Linked DNA regions of Homo sapiens: region 2 is linked to region 1. Evidence: chromatin loops called from intact Hi-C (ENCODE). Cell type or tissue: HepG2. All regions are shown on one strand. Region 1 overlaps TCF12 (transcription factor 12). Region 2 overlaps TCF12 (transcription factor 12).

The links. A loop is a pair of places that touch in the nucleus more often than their neighbours do. Peaks named below come from ENCODE experiments on the same cell type or tissue, not always from the same donor. Only the 100,000 strongest peaks of a DNase experiment are listed, where the experiment ranks them.
Region 2: a loop joins it to region 1, with 2.0 times the contacts of the local background. A loop is called at or near these places in 4 of 110 quality-filtered maps.

Annotation. Positions count from the first base shown.
Region 1 is chr15:56,921,028-56,929,027 of GRCh38, forward strand. It overlaps TCF12 (transcription factor 12), which reads left to right. Exons shown (of 21, transcript NM_207037.2): 3 at 1-71. Among named protein-coding and RNA genes, the nearest start is that of TCF12, 6.4 kb to the left of the region's middle. In HepG2, no CTCF peak of the experiment used is centred here; no DNase peak of the experiment used is centred here; H3K4me3 peaks cover 103 bases.
Region 2 is chr15:57,056,536-57,064,535 of GRCh38, forward strand. It overlaps TCF12 (transcription factor 12), which reads left to right. Exons shown (of 21, transcript NM_207037.2): 4 at 7,215-7,288. Among named protein-coding and RNA genes, the nearest start is that of TCF12, 140 kb to the left of the region's middle. In HepG2, no CTCF peak of the experiment used is centred here; a DNase peak (open chromatin) is centred at 4,426; H3K4me3 peaks cover 259 bases.

The DNA of each region.
Region 1 (8,000 bases):
GTTTTCCCCACCTGTTAATAGTGGGAAAACTAGACCAACTACACTGGGAAGCAGTCAATTCAGTGGATCAGGTAAGATGATGTCTTAAACTAAAGACTCATATTTTGGTGGTGTGATACATTTTAGTAGAAAAATAGAAAGCATAACATTTAAATATTATTGAATATATGTATATAAAAGATGGAATTGAGTCAAGTGATAATTAGTAAGATTTATTAATTTTAAAAGATGACAGTTCCCTCAGAAATCTGTAGGAAATCAGTAGTTTCGTTTACAATTATTTAAAATGTTAGTGGGGTAAATTTTCAAAATGAATAGAAACTTAGATTTATTTTTAAATGATAAGTATTAGATGACTGAATCCTTTCCTATATCCAGATTACATTATGATAATGTTTAGAGTAAGTTAAAGTAGATCTACACACTAGTGATCTTGTCTTTAAATTTACTTTCAATACATTTATGACTACTGTGCTCCATTTTAAAACATCCCATTTTTCTTAAGTATGCATTTTTTCTTTTTTTAACTTTTAAAAACTCATAATTTAAAAATATTTTAGAAGGAAGGTCCATTCCAGTGTGCAAAAGCTGTAACTTTTTATTTAATTTAAATTTATTTCTTTGTGCTTAAGAGATGAAAAAAATAACTAAAGCCATGACAGCATCATCTTAAGAAAACCAACTGTCAAATCTCTGGGCTGAAACTCAGTAATGCCTCTTTGATGGGTGCTTTTTATTTCCCCTGGTAAAATGATAGTTGGTTTCTTAAAATACTGTGAGAATAAAACATCAGAAAATAAGGTTAATTTCATAACCACCTAAACACTTTATACCACTTTACATTCTAAAAAGTTTGTTTTTAAAAATTGTATACTAATTTATTAAAATTCATTTTTAATTATGAAATTAGAGCTTATGGGGAAAGTATAGCATGTCCTTAATCATCTTAAGTAAGTGAAATGAAGGCATTTTTTGGATTTTAAGTAGGGTAAAGACTAGTATTATTCTTGATCAAAAGGACATCATGAAACGATAGGCAAGTCCCAACTCTTCTCTCACCTCCTTCCTTTTACTGGTAATCATTTGAAAATTGTTACTTTTTGGGGAGGGGGGAGAAAATTTAATAATCTTAAAGTTGTAGAAGATGGCTGTATTTCTTTACTGGTGTTGATACATCTCATTTTTGCAACTAATAATTCATTCTCAGGAACCTTCAGATTTACTTTGACTAATACATAGTAGATGATGCTTAGTATTTTTTAAAAATGAGTCTTGATATTACTGTTGCCTACTGTTCCAGCTTAAGTTATGGTAAATATATATAACTGGACAGTCACTGATACAATAACATGAACTCCAGGAACTTGCTGTTAGAAGTGCATTCTATTTTTAGAATAAAGGCAATTACATTTATTTCACTTTTTAAACTTAAGAAGGATTTATGTAGTCTGTGAAATTAAAAAGTATGTGAACTGGGATATAGATTATAAGCATGGCATTGGAGCAATTTTTGGACTTCAGTACGTTGCATTGCACAAAGAAAAAATTATTTTTCTACATTGCGAATGGTCACCATATTTGATTATTTGGAGTAGGAACTTTTAGTTTTAAAAGTTAGATTTGTTATCCATTGAAAGGTTTGAACTTACACACCTGTAGTCAGTGGACTTAGCAATATTTATCTGTGTGTTTTGTTTTAAATGCTACAAAAAATTGTAATAAAAAAGCTGTGACTTTTAATTAGTGAATGGATTTGAATTTGGGGAAGAGAAAATGCCATGTGATTTTTTTTCAAATCAAGATGTACTGGTAGATATAATTTTTCTGTGGCCAGTTCTTAAAGGGAATGTCTAAAAGAAATTGGTATAGTAACATTATTTTACTTATATATTTTATATTTATATACCTTATTGACATTTGAATAACCTTCTGCCCTGATTTCAAAGGATATTATGTAATACACTCTAATGCCTATGTATTTGCAGCTATTAAGGAGCTAAAGATCTGACTTTCCTTTTGAAGAGCTGCTGTAGTAAAGATTAGGGTTTTTTGTTTGTTTTCTGTTTTGTCTTTGGAGTAACATTTATAAAAACTACATGCCATTTGACTTATGAAAACTAGAGTTTATAGTCAGGTATTGTAATTTCCTTTCTTATTTGTCCTTTTTGAGGAAGACTCAATTTCACAGTGGGCTGTTTTTGAGAAACGATATATAATACTTTCAGAAGCTTTTTTAGCTGAAAGAATATATACTATAGCATGTGATGTTATCTTTAATCTTATTCCTGAAGCAAAACAAATAACTCATCATGGCTGAGTTATTTATGAGTGTCGGAAGTCACTCTGGAAAAGATAAAGGTGTGTTTACTACTACTAATTTGTCTTGAGGATCTGTTATGTTATTCCTTCATCAGGGTGTTAAAATTTTCTTCACGTTATGGTGAGAGTGAATTTGTTCACTTGGTATGATAGGCTCTGTGAAGTGTTCCTAAAGTGACCTTGAGAGAAACTTTTCTTTCTGTAGGAGTGAAAGGTCAGGCACTCTAATTAGGGCAGTGTATAGAAACAAAGGGCAGTGTATAGAAGGAAAGTTGGTTAAAAGGATTGACAAAATGGAAATGGTTCAGATGTTTAAATCCATGTCCTCAACTTCGGGGTTTGAGTGTGTATGTCTAGATTGTGATTTTGGGTTAGTTTTTAGTAGATTGTTTGTATGATATCTGAAAATTTCCTTTGTTTTTGAATCCAAGTAGTAAGGGATGTTGTCATTTTGTAAGCCATCTGTAGATATTGAGCATCTCTCTGGTGTTTCTATCTAGAATGTCATTTTAACTATTAAGTAAAGCTTCACTTTTTCTTATTGAATTCAGACGTTTGTAACAGTATAGTTTCTTTTTGCCCAAAATTTTCAGAGATAATTGTAGGAAGTATTTTCTGGCTCTTAATTTTTAAAAAGGAATACAGTTTTTCATTTTTCAGTTACTGATCTTTTTTTGTGGGGCGGGGGGTTATTTTTAGATGTACTTACAGGCTTTTTGAAAATATTGACATAGGGCCAGAAAAATGAATTCTCATTAAATTACTCTTCAGTATTTCTATTTTTAGATAGTTGTAGATTCATATGCAGTTGTAAGAAACTATACAGAGATTCTATATACCCTTTACCCAGTTTCCTGCAATAATAGCACCTTGAAAAATTAGTACAGTATCACAACTAGGTTATTGATAGTGATACAGTCAAGATGCAAAAACTGTTCTGTCACCACAGGAATTCTTGGTGTTGGCCTTTTGTAACTGCATCCACTTTTCAAGTAATTAAAAAAATGGTAAGATTACTAAATGCCTTCTTTCTCTGTTAAACGTGGAGTAAGCTTTTCAAATTGCTGTAGCATTACTTGAACATATCAAGAACAAAATCAAGAGAAAACCAAAATTGTACCACTGTAGGTTTTTACTGAACTGTGATAGAAATAGGAATGGTGATTTTAGAGAGGAAACCAGGTTTGACCTTTCACTTAAGGTATTTTAAGGTTATGAGTAGGGTGTGGTTCATATTATGTACATATTAGTGTTGAAATTTATAATAGCTATAATTTGTAGTAAATACATACTTGTTAATATTGAGCCATGTTAGACATTTGTTTCAGGTAAGCTGTAGTTATTAATGAGAGTAACCACAGAGTCAGCAGGTGTGTGGGGAAAAATATATTTTAGGACAAATATGGTCTGCTATTAAGTTGCTCATTTAAGGTAAAAGGTAGCAAGGGAGTCTTTTAGAGAAAACCTGTTTATGAAAACTCATACTTGGAAAACATAAAAATTAGAGACAAGATTACAACCATGAGTATTGTATACTTTTCAGGACAATTCCTGAACAATTGAAAAACAAGGTCGGGTGTGGTGGCTCATGCCTGTAATCCCAGCACTTTGGGAGGCCGAGGTGGGTGGATCACATGAGGTCAGGAGTTTGAGACCAGCCTGGCCAACATGGTGAAACCCTATTTCTACTAATAATACAAAAACTTGCTGGGTGTGATGGTGGGCACCTGTAATCCCAGCTACTCAGGAGGCTGGGGTGGGAGAATTGCTTGAACCTGGGAGGCAGAGGTTGCAGTGACCTGAGATGGCGCAGCCAGTGTACTCCAGTCTTGGCAACAGAATGAGACTCTGTCTCCAAAAACAAAAAAAAACCACAAACAAATGGTGTCCACCGCCCCCCCACCCCCCCGCCCCAACCCCGTAGTCATTGCTTATAATGGATTTGAAAAACAATTTGATTAGATCACAACATTTTAGGGGCTTGTTTATTATATATAGTGAGGCATACCTACAATTACTGTTTTTGTTTTCATTAGCCATTTAAACACAAATTCAAGTTTCTGTCTTCAAGGTATCCTTTGCTATATCTTTGAGTTTTTAAACAAGCCTTTTGAAATGAGAAGATAAAGATGAAGATATCCAACCTTGACTATAAACAACTTTCAAATTTTATACTTAATTGGGCAATAAACAATGCTGTCTTATTAAAGCCATATAGTCTTTTCTGCTCTTAAACAATTGGTAGTCTTTTCCTGGAATGTCATTGTCTGCCTAGTGTTGTCAAAGACTTGGGTAATCTTGCTGAAAGAAAGTAAAAGTAGCACTATTAGAAAGGCTCTCCTGAAAAAGAAAAAGAAGTGCTATTTGTGGACAATGTGTGGAATGCCTTTTTAAAAGATCATTTAATAAGACTGCTTTTGGGTATCACTTGAAAGTATGTTTATGGATGGGAATGTTGAAATTGCAAATCTAAATTGTTTGTGTTTAGGGAAGATAATGAGAAGACAAACACTTAAATATATTCAAAAGACTAATGAATGACAGTCTGCTTTGTTAAATAGTTGTGCCATAAGTATCTCATTTTTATCAGTTAACTATTTAGTATTTACCTATGCATTCTTCTAGCAGTTTTTGGGAAGATGGGAAATGGAGAAGGTCATTGCTCAGAAAAAGTGGAGACATTTCGTTGGCGTGGTGGCTCACGCCTGTAATCACAGCGTTTTGGGAGGCTGAGGCAGGCAGATCACTTGAGGCCAGGAGTTGGAGACCAGCCTGGCCAACGTAGCAAAACCCTGTCTCTACCAAAAATACACAGAATTAGCCAGGTGTTGTGGCTCATGCCTGTAGTCCCAGCTACTGGGGAGGCTGAGGCAGGAGAATTGCTTGAACCCAGGAGGCAGAGGTTACAGTGAGCCGAGATTGTGCCACGGCACTCCAGCCTGGGTGACAGAGGGAGACTCTGTCTCAAAAAAAAAAAAACAGTGGAGAAATTTATTATTTTGATGGGAAGTAAAATACTGAGGTAAACTTCTCTAACATAGAAAATGTCAACAAACACACATTATTGTAGTTTAAATTGAGTCCATAAGAAAGAGGCTGTGCTGAAGAGTCAGGGAACTGGCTTAAGGAAAACTCAAAAATGTTGAGTTTAGAGTTGACTTGTGATGGAGATATGGACAATGAATTAGGGAAGAGAAGAACTGGTCTTACAGCTGAGGAATAGCATGAGGAGAGACCTGGAAATGGGAATTTAGCTTGATCCAAGGGCCTGTACAGTTCAGAGAGAGAGAAGCTGGTTTTTATTAATCACCACTCCTTAATTCCTGGGGGAGCTCATATTTACATATTATTATCTGGAGCTGGACTACAGGTGTTCAGATCCAGAAATTACCAGTGAATAGCACAGTGATCTTGGGTATGTTCCTTTACTTGTCTGCTTCTGTTTCTTAATCTATAAAACAGGACTAATAATAGTCGTTATCCTTATAAGGTTGTTAGGAGTGTTCAATGAGTTAATACATGTAAAGTTCCAAGAATAGTGCCTAGCACATAGTTAGCTGTGGTGGAGTAAATTGTTAGTGGTGAGACACTAAAATAAGGAAGGCATTTATTTACTTTGGAGGCCTTTATGCTAATCTAGGATGAGCTGGTGAAGGGTTAGATTTGGTGTTAGTGTAGGGAATAGGAAGGAAAAATAACAGAAGTAAAGGATTGTTAGAATTTGAGGGATTGGCTTTCTGTAGGTAAGAGAAATGACTCAAGATTGCAGTTCTGACATAATTGGAGGATAGTAGTGCTGGAGGTAGTAAAGATGCTGAATTGTTTTTTGCATTTTATATTTCACATGACCTGGGACTCTTCTGGCTAATTTGGAGATGTATGAGGGAAGCATGCTCGGTAAAGATGTTGGTTAAAAAGAAGACCGTCTTTTTTCTGCATATAAAGTTAATACATAGTCATAATTGAAAAGAAAATTAGAGAACAGAAAAAGCAAAAGGGGAAAAATTAGCTTTATTTCAGTATCCAGAGAAAATTGATTTATTTCCTTTTTGTCTTTTTTTCTTATAGTTCCGTTTGCAAAGCTGGTAACTTAATGTTAGTTCATTTATGTCCTGTTTTTTGTTTCACTTAATCTTCTACCATTAACATTTTCTCCTGTTATTAACTTGGCTTAAAATAGTTGCATGCTCTTAAATGGAATGAATATAGCATAACTTAACAAATCCATTCTTTTATTACTTGACCTTTATGGATTTTTGTTAATTTGCTTTTTGATATGATAAATAATGTGGTACTGACCACCTTTTTGTGTATGTATATGTTTTTGCCCACATTCTGATTTCTTTTGGTTAGGAGATGCAAATTTTGTTTTTTGTGCCTACAAGTTAATAATTAAAACTAATGAATTCCCTTAGGGAAATGAACACAGAGGGAGATAAATTATCAGGCCAGGGATTGATGTTAATGGTGGAGTTACATGTATAAAATTAGTGACTTTGGTTGATTATTTAATGTAATAATACAAAATTTTATTAGTATGTGAATGGAATGCATTATGACATTTGGAGCACATTTGTGCTTGTATACAAATGTGTTGTGTGGTGACTGGAGGGAATTCCTGTCATTCTTTGACCTGTGCTTATAGAAATGGAGTGGAGTCTAATTGGAGTCTTGTCAGTGAGAGAGCCCTTGAATTCCTGACTTTTTGTGAGAGAGACAATATAGTGTATTGGAAAGAATTGGGCTCAGGAGCCAGACAACTGGATTGGAATCGATGACTTGCAGCTTACTAGCTGGATGGCCTTAGGTGAGATATTTAAATAATCAGAGCTATACTTTTTTCATTTGTGAAAAGTGGGTAATAATGCCCACCTACAGAATCCTTGTGAAGATTAAATAAGGTTATCTATATATTTTTTTCCTATAAAGCTGCTTAAAAAATGGTAGCTGCTATTATTGTGGTACCTTCTAACTAGCATTCTCGGTAATACTAGTGATTATATTAGAAATCATTATAAAGCCAGTATTATAGCTAGTGTTTATTGAACTCCTATTATATACTAGGCATTGTGATAAGCAATTTATGGGCATTATCTCATTTTACTTTGGATAAAATGAAATGTTTTGTCTGTGGTGTTGGAAGTGAGGCAATACCCCTACAAGAGCAACAAGTCAGAGTTGCTTTTAGTGCCATAAAATTGTGTATATGAAGTCTGAGAAGTAATCAGGCATACAAGTAGTTTTGAAAAGTCATGAAGTACCCAGGAACCTTAACTTTTCTTTTTTAGTTGATTTATTCTTAATGTTATTATTTTGTAGACTATACTTTGTAGAGTGCAGAATAATGAAGAGAATGTGTACACCTTTTGAAAATCCTTTTCCATGCTTAGGCATCACCGCCACTTGAATGTAGCATTTTGTCCATATTCTTTCTCCAGCTACTTGAAATTCTTTCTGGAGTGAGGCATAGTCTAAATAATTAAGTAAAATAAAAATTACTTGACTGGAAAGGATAGAACGCCTGGGAACAGGTTGGAGAGAATGTTAAGAGTCTCTAGGGTAGAACGTATTCACTTTTTTTCTTAATGGCAGAGAAGAAGGAACATAAACTCCCTTGGTAGCCTGAAGCAGCACGTTGCAAGTGAGTGGAAGAAATTGTATCTTAAAAATTCATGTACATT
Region 2 (8,000 bases), 140 kb after region 1:
GCACCCACTGCTTCCCGGGCTCCAATCAATCCTCCAATGTTAACCTCCCACGTAGCTGGGACTACAGGAGCACACTGCCGTGCCTGGCTAATTTTAATTTTTTTGTAGACATAGAGTTTTGCCATGTTGCTCAGGCTGGTCTCAAACTCCTGGACTCAAGCAATCCACCTGCCTTGGCCTCCCAAAGTGCTGGGATTACGGGAAAGAGACACCACACCTGGCTTAATTTTAGTTTTTTTTAATGTTTTCTTTTTCTTCGTGAGATTTTCACTTTTTTTTTTTTTTCATTAAAAGCATGTATCTTTCACTTTATTGAGCATAGTTACAGCATCTGCTTTAATGTCCTTGTCTGAAAATTTTACTTTGGGTCATCTTGCTGTTGGCCTCTGGTGATTATCTTTTCCCTTGAGATTGGGTTACATATTACTGTCAAAGAATTTTGGATATTATGAGTGTTATTTGTGGAAATTGTGGCTTATTTTCATGTTCTTCCAAAGAGTTTTGATTTATTTGTTTTAGTGAGCCATTTGCTTTTGGTTAGACTCATAGCAAAAATTATCTCTTGCCTGAAGTTGGTAGCTGCTCAGATCTCAATTCGGTTCTTTTAGTCTCTGCTACAAACTGCCTTGTGCCTGCCCTGTGAATGGTGTTCCAGGACTCAGCCAAAGATGTGGGCAGAGATAAACCAAAAATTTGGGACCTCTCTTTTCTGGCCTTCTCCCTTTTGGGATTCTATCCTCACTTTCTAGTGACTGTGGTTGTCCTGTCTCTGTCCTCTTTTCCTTCAGGCCAAAAAGACAATGGGGTTTCTGTTGGAATTTTAGTTACTAGAGGTTATTGCTGCTTGCCTGCAGGAGAAAGCTTTCAGAATGGGAAACTCACCTGTGCTGGTCCCTGAAAGCTGATTAAAAGAGAAACTCACCCATTCTGGTCTCTTCTTTCAAGTTTATATTTTCATCCCAATCAGCCTGTTTTTGTTTACTCCCCAGAGCCTTTATGTAGTTGATAGCAAGCTAGCTAGATATTTTCTTTCCGCCAGCCCTAGGATTTATAGTAACTATTAGAAGAGAAAGAACAGTAGGAGATGAGTTCAGAGAGGTGGGAGGCAGAACCTGTAAAACATTGTAGACCATTGGGTTTATTAGTAATTCTGAATGAGTTGGGAAGCCATTGGTAGGTTTTGAGCACAGGATGGACATGATTTGGCTTGTTTTTAAAAGGTTGCTCTAGTAGGAGGGGCAAGAAGAAGGGAAAACATTTAGGAGACTATTACAGTAATGCAGGTCAGAGATGATTTGATTGTGTTAAAAATAGCATCAACGTTTTGTTTTTTGTTTTTCCTTTCTTAAAACTACGTTTGTAGTGCTTCTATGGAAGAAAACACTGGCATTGGTCTTCAGATACAGGGCTTTGGTATATTAGATTGGGAGAATACTTGGTTCTCAGGTACGTTGGGAGGGCCCTTCCTTCTTTCTAGAAACTTGACAGCTAATTTAGGGGAGTTTTAAAGGTAGCTCAAGAGCCTTTGTCAGTCTTGGAATGTCTGTTCAGACAGTCAGAACAAGTCCTCAAAATACAGTGACCACCATATCACTATATAGTTCCCATTAAACAATTCCCAAGTCGACCCCTGGGAACGTATTACTTTCAATTCCTGGCCATCAGGCAGTTTCTGTTTTTCTTAAAGAGATAGACTTGGCATTTCCTTTTGGCCCTGTACTCTTACTTCTTTGATTAAATCAGTCATTGGGTTTTCCTTTTGTATCTTTACAGGGCATTTGTATCAGGGTGATATAGCTAGTAACAATAATATAGCAAAATCTATGTATGAAAGTCATTTTCAAAATTAGTCATTTTTTTGAATGAAATTTGCCATGTGTTCATTACCTTATTGTACTGTACTGTGGCACTAAAAACTTTAATGGAACATCTGTACTTGTAAATCTTTGGTTTCAACAGTGCCAAACAAAAATTCTGATTGGATTATTAAAGATGACCGGAAAGGGTGATTCCTTCTAATCTTTCCACCGGACTTACTTTCTTACATATGTGTTTTTTAGACTGTTTTATTTGACAATTCACTGCACAGAACCTAAATTTTTTATAAGTAAAAAAGTCTATAACTAATGTTATATACTTTAGATGAGGTAGCATGTTTTAACTTCTATTAAATTCCCTTGCAATTTTAATATTTTCCTAGCTTTTCCCTTTTTTACTAATGTGTAGCATAACAAAGCACTTGTTATTATATTCTAACTGATCCTATTTCACAATGAATGTCTGGGAAAATACATTCATAGATTTATTTCATGAGTGTCTAAAATGTGAAAAATACAATAAAAAATCTTGGTGTTGGTTTTTTAGGTGTATATTAGTTTACAATTGATTGCAGCCTTTGAGTCTTATCTAAAGGAATATCCTTACTCTACAAATAGAATTGAATAAAGACACTATTAAAAATAGACACATTCATAGCTTTGATTATCTGATATAGCTATCTCTAGTCAGAATTCTTTCATCAAATCATTTATTGGATCCCCCTACAGCAGATGGCAATCCTGCAAAATATGTTATGTTTCCCTTATTTATGACAGTGCTGAGATTTGATATTTTTGGAGTACATTTTACTTTCTAGAATAAAAATTTGATTTCAGTGCTACTAAAGGCAGAGTGCACATGTGCACCAGCGGGTGGGGGGAGAAAAAGAGAGAAATGTGTATGTGATTTTCCCTGTGCCCTTGCTCCCAACTGTATGTGTGTCTCTTTCCCACAGGGATGGGCTCTCATTTATGATACCCTAGCAGTATGGCCAGATTGAATTGCTTTTCTTACTGCTTTTGCTGCAGGGACATCCTAACCATTTCTCTCATTCTTGTATGCTGTCTCCCTGTTTCATCCTTTCATTCTTTCTTGGGTCATCAGACTCACCACTACTAACTGAAAATATTTTCCCATTTCCTGTCTTATTTCTCACTTTACCCTAGTCTTGGTTCAGGGTGGCGGAGTCTTTAGTGATAGGTCTGGTAGTGGCAAATGGGCAGAGAAGGAACTGGTGTTCATGTCAGCAGGTTTGTTCCTAATTCTTCCCTTTTACTTTCAGGCAGGTCTTGCCTAAGTCTCACCAATTCTTTAATGATGGTTTACTTACTCAAACTCTGCAGTGTTAACAATAATTTGTTTACAGGGCTCATATGTGGTGGGGGGCTGGGGGGAGGGTGGAGGGAAACACAATAGGTGCTTAGGGCATAGAAAAGCATCTCCTCCCACCAAAAAAAAAAAAAAAAAAAATTCCAGTTTCCAGTTTTTGCTAGTGGATCAAAACCTAGAGATGCCCATAGGACTCTGGTGGCTTGATGAAAGGGAAGAAGTAGGAGAGAGGCTGTGGGATAGTTTTTGATTGACACTAGAAAGAAAATACTGTTATTCAAATACTAAGATGGGAGTAGAGCATAAGAAGGTAGTCTAAATCTGTGTTCTTCCTAGAAAAGGGAGTAATGGCAGATGTTGGACTTGGGCAAGAAGTTTACCTGTTCCTCTAAGAGTCTTATACTCTGAAACCTTAAAAACTTGAATTTTACCTTTCTATTCCTTCTTTAAGGTATCAGCCTTTTAGGGAACTGCCTGTATATATAGTAATTTATGATTGCTCTTAGTTACTTTTCTTGTTAAATGTTTTCACAAAAGAAAGAGGCGGATTGCTTTTGTTAAGTTCACAAACTGTTGTTTTTAGATACGAGGTCTAGAATTTAATGTTCCTTACTGGAAAATACTAAGTTAAAACAGCATGCTTTTAAAAATGGAGCTCATAGAATCAGAATATATTACATTTGACTTAATTGATTCCATTCAGAAAACCAGGTACTAAGAGATTATCTATATAAAAGGTTAACAAGGAAAAAAATAATTTACGTCTTTCTGTTATTGATCACCCCTTTTAATCCTGTTGAATAGAAATGGAAAAAATTTATTAGAAAGTCAAATAAGGCTCAAAAGTGTTTCTATCATTAATTATTGCTGAACTTTCTCTTACATCTGCCATTTTGGTTTATGAGTCAAGGAACTAACTTCTCTGAAATTGTTGAATTCGCATGCATATACTAGAAATGGGAATGATGAAAATAATATGGGAATGATAATTCAGAAATAACAGGAAAAATGTTACTTCTCATCACTGTATTGCAACTGTGGTGTATTTTCTTGTCAATAGGTATTTTTTTCAGATTTTGGTCAATTTGTATAATATCTGTGTTAAGTTTTATCTTCTGTGTGTAATTTCCTTTTTCTGCTTACCTTGGTCTTACGGCTGAAGCTTTGGAAAGTTTATTATTCCTGTCATATTTCTGTGTTTGTACAGCCATTGTCTTTAGCAGAAAGGAGTCATTGATTCTAAAAGATGACTCTTGCCTTTGTCAGTGCCAGCCACGACCTTTTACTCAGAGTCTGGATATGTTAACAATAAAACTACAGAGCTTGAGTTTAAAACCTAGCCAGATTCTTGTTATTCTATAGCATTCTTTGAGCCCCTTGTCATTTCCAGTATCAGTGGTATGTACTACTCTTTAGCTGGTGATGCCATCACCCAATTAATTACCATTTTATTTCATTAGTCTTTGCTTTTTCTTTATTTTATAGAAGTAGAGTCACTTGATGAAAATTGAATATGTAGTTTCACATAATTTTGTGTGTCTCTTGAATTTTGCTTGAGATGTTCTCTGTAACTGGCACCCATCTTTCCTCTCTCTCTGTTTTTACAAATGTATTTAAAATACATGCAAAGCTGGGCATAGTGGTTCACACCTGTGATCCCAGCACTTTAGGAGGCCATGGAGGGAGAATCGCTGGAGGCCAGGAGTTCAAGACCAACCTAGGCAACATAGTGTAAGACTCTGTCTCTACAAAATAAAAAAAAAAATTAATGATTAGCTGAGCATTGTGGCATGTTCCTATAGTCCTAGCACTGAGGAAGCTGAGGCAGGAGGATCACTTGAGCCCAGGATTTTGTGGTTGCAGTGAGCTATCATCATGCCACTGTACTGCAGCCTGGATGACAGAACATGAACGCTGCCTCTAAATGAGATAAAAATTAAAATACACATAAGCCTCATATTTATTAGTCATTTGATATAAGAAAATATGAAGTCATAAAAAGACTAAGTTATGGTTTGATTATTTTCATCAGGACAAGATTCATCGAAATCACTTACCATTATATGTTCAATAAAAGTGATTTTTTAAAATACAACTTTTCATAAAATTATATGCAGTTCCATATATTAGTGGATTTTGTAGGTTAATGGTCATCTTTTTCTTGGATTGAGTCTCAGAGGAATACTTGCTGCTATTCTACAGTGTTGGTTGCAGAGAAAATGCTTGGAAGATAGCTCACTGGTGTCTAATGATACTGGAGAGATGGTAACAGTGTTTTTTTTTTGTTTTTTTGAGATGGAGTCTTGCTCTGTCACCCAGGCTGGAGTGCAGTGGCACAATCTCGGCTCACTGCAACCTCCACCTTCTAGGTTCAAGCTATTCTCCTGCCTCAGCCTCCTGAGTAGCTGGGACTACAGGCGCCCGCCACCACACCTGGCTAATTTTTTGTATTTTTAGTAGAGACGGGGTTTCTCCGTATTAGCCAGGATGGTCTCGATCTCCTGACCTTGTGATCTGCCCGCCTCGGCCTCCCAAAGTGCTAGGATTACAGGCGTGAGCCACGGTGCCCGGCCGGTAACAGTGTTTTTTACATGACATTCCCCAAACTCATAGAATATCTCTTAAATTTGGAACTTTAATACTAGCTCCACAGGAATGAACAAAACACTGTTCACGTAATCTCTGTGTTTTCAAAGCCTCTGGTTCACTTGAAATTGTGCCTGGAATGTTGTCTATACTAGATACTCATCTTTTGTATCAACTTTTTAAAAAAAGTTATTAAAATATACTTTAGTCACTTGATACAGGAAGTACAGATTCATAAAAATAATAGAGTCCTAATAACTAAGTTAGTAATTAGTACATTCTACTTTGGAAACTGACCCCTCCCCCTTCCCTGCTTTTTGTTACCCATCCTTTCAATTTGGCAATTGTGTCACTATAAAAGAGCCTTAGTAATCATTGCAAATTAATGGAGAATTTGTGGCATTTAATTTATTACATACCACATTCTCACCTAAATTACAGGGAAATTACAGAGGGACTTCCAGGAATATCTTGAAAGAAAGATAATTTCTAAACTTAGCAGAATGTTATCATTGTAGTATCTAGGCTGTTCTCATGAAAGAATGAAAGAAAGAAGTCAACTATTTCTGTGTTGATGAATTTCATCATAGAATGAAACTCAGAAGGGGTTAGAGAAGTGTACCCTCCTTGCAGTCAAGGATGAAAAAGACTGGAGTCTTCAAAACAGAAGAGGTAGAAATGGCTGGATTAAGAGATCTCCAAGTCTTCCAGCTTTTTCTGGGGACTGATTCGGAGGTGAAAATAATGGAGCCCAAGTGTCAGAAGATGCATTAAGGATGCACAATAAATTGTTTTGTTGGTTATGGCACCTAATTCTTTCTCACTGTGAATTTTCTTTTGCCACCTTCATAAGAGTGGAACTGCTTATTTGAAATCAAATTGTGTATAATTTTAGAAGAGATGGAAGTGTCACCCACAAAATTACTAAGGGTGAGTTTTCATGTCATTTTGATTTTATATAACTAATGTTGATTTGATATGGTTGATATAGTTAGATTTAGTTTGATGTCATCAGTTAAGAATATCTGATCACTGATCAGAAAGAAACCAACTTTATTAAATTGAATGATTGTTTGTCTTGCTTCATTTTCTAGGGCTTAACTATGAAAAATGAATTATTCATGTTTTCATGTAGGCAGTACTAAACCAGACAAAGTTTGGGGGTTCATCTACTCCTAGAAGTAGCAGTGCAGGGCGTGGTGCTGGATGGAGAGACTATGCCCCATTCTAAAGTCTGCAAAGAAATATTTTGATTCTGAATTACTATAATTTACATAGGGTATTGCATGAGGATTGATGGAGCAATGATGAAGATACTTTGCAGTAACTTATATTTTACAGGTTTCTGAAGCAAGGATTGATACTTAGCTCTTCCACGAAAGCGCAAATACCACTTGCTAAATTGTACTCTGCTGTCCCGTACCAAAAAAATCCACAAAAGTATGTTTTTAGATATATCTTTTATTTTCTTCTCTTTTTAGGTATTGATGAAAGAGGAGGTACAACATCTTGGGGAACAAGTGGTCAACCAAGTCCTTCCTATGATTCATCTAGAGTAAGTTTGCTGATCAACCCTTGATTAAAGCTGTAATTTGGCAGACTACGTAATTTCTTTCATATATGCTGTTTCTTATGAGAAATGAAAATTAATTTCTTTTCATGGAAATGCAGTAGAATACCTAGTACCTTTTTGTTACATTTAGTTCTTTTTATAAGCTGTCAAACTTTGGAAATTTAATTTCCTACAGTTAAATATTCTTGGTGTTACTTGTACACATGAACTGCCTACAGTACTCTACTAAAGAGCTTAGAATGCATAAGTGCTCTCCATATGTATTTAGCCATTTTTCTTTATGTGTTGTTTATTTGCTTTGAGAGATGGCATTGGCTTTCAACATACTAACTTCTAGCCTCTCTCCCTCATCCTTGCTTCAACAGTCATCAGCCCTTTGCATCAGGAACTCAACAGCCCTGCCTCTTGGAAGCATATCAAAACAGACATAACAGATGACATTTCTTAGTTAACAGTTAAGAGAAAATAGGACCAAGTCAACTTTCTACACACTGAGGTCACAAGGTTAGAGCCCTTTCCAGCAAAAAACAAAAACAAAAACAAAAAACCCCCAAAGCTTTATAAAATGAGACCAGGAGGTGGAAAATTAGATCAAAGAATTGGAATAAAAGTAAGCACTCTGCTCCCAGACTTTCTCTAGTAAACTGACGAGGTTAAGAGATACTTTTCCAGGCTGGGCATGGTGGCTCATGCC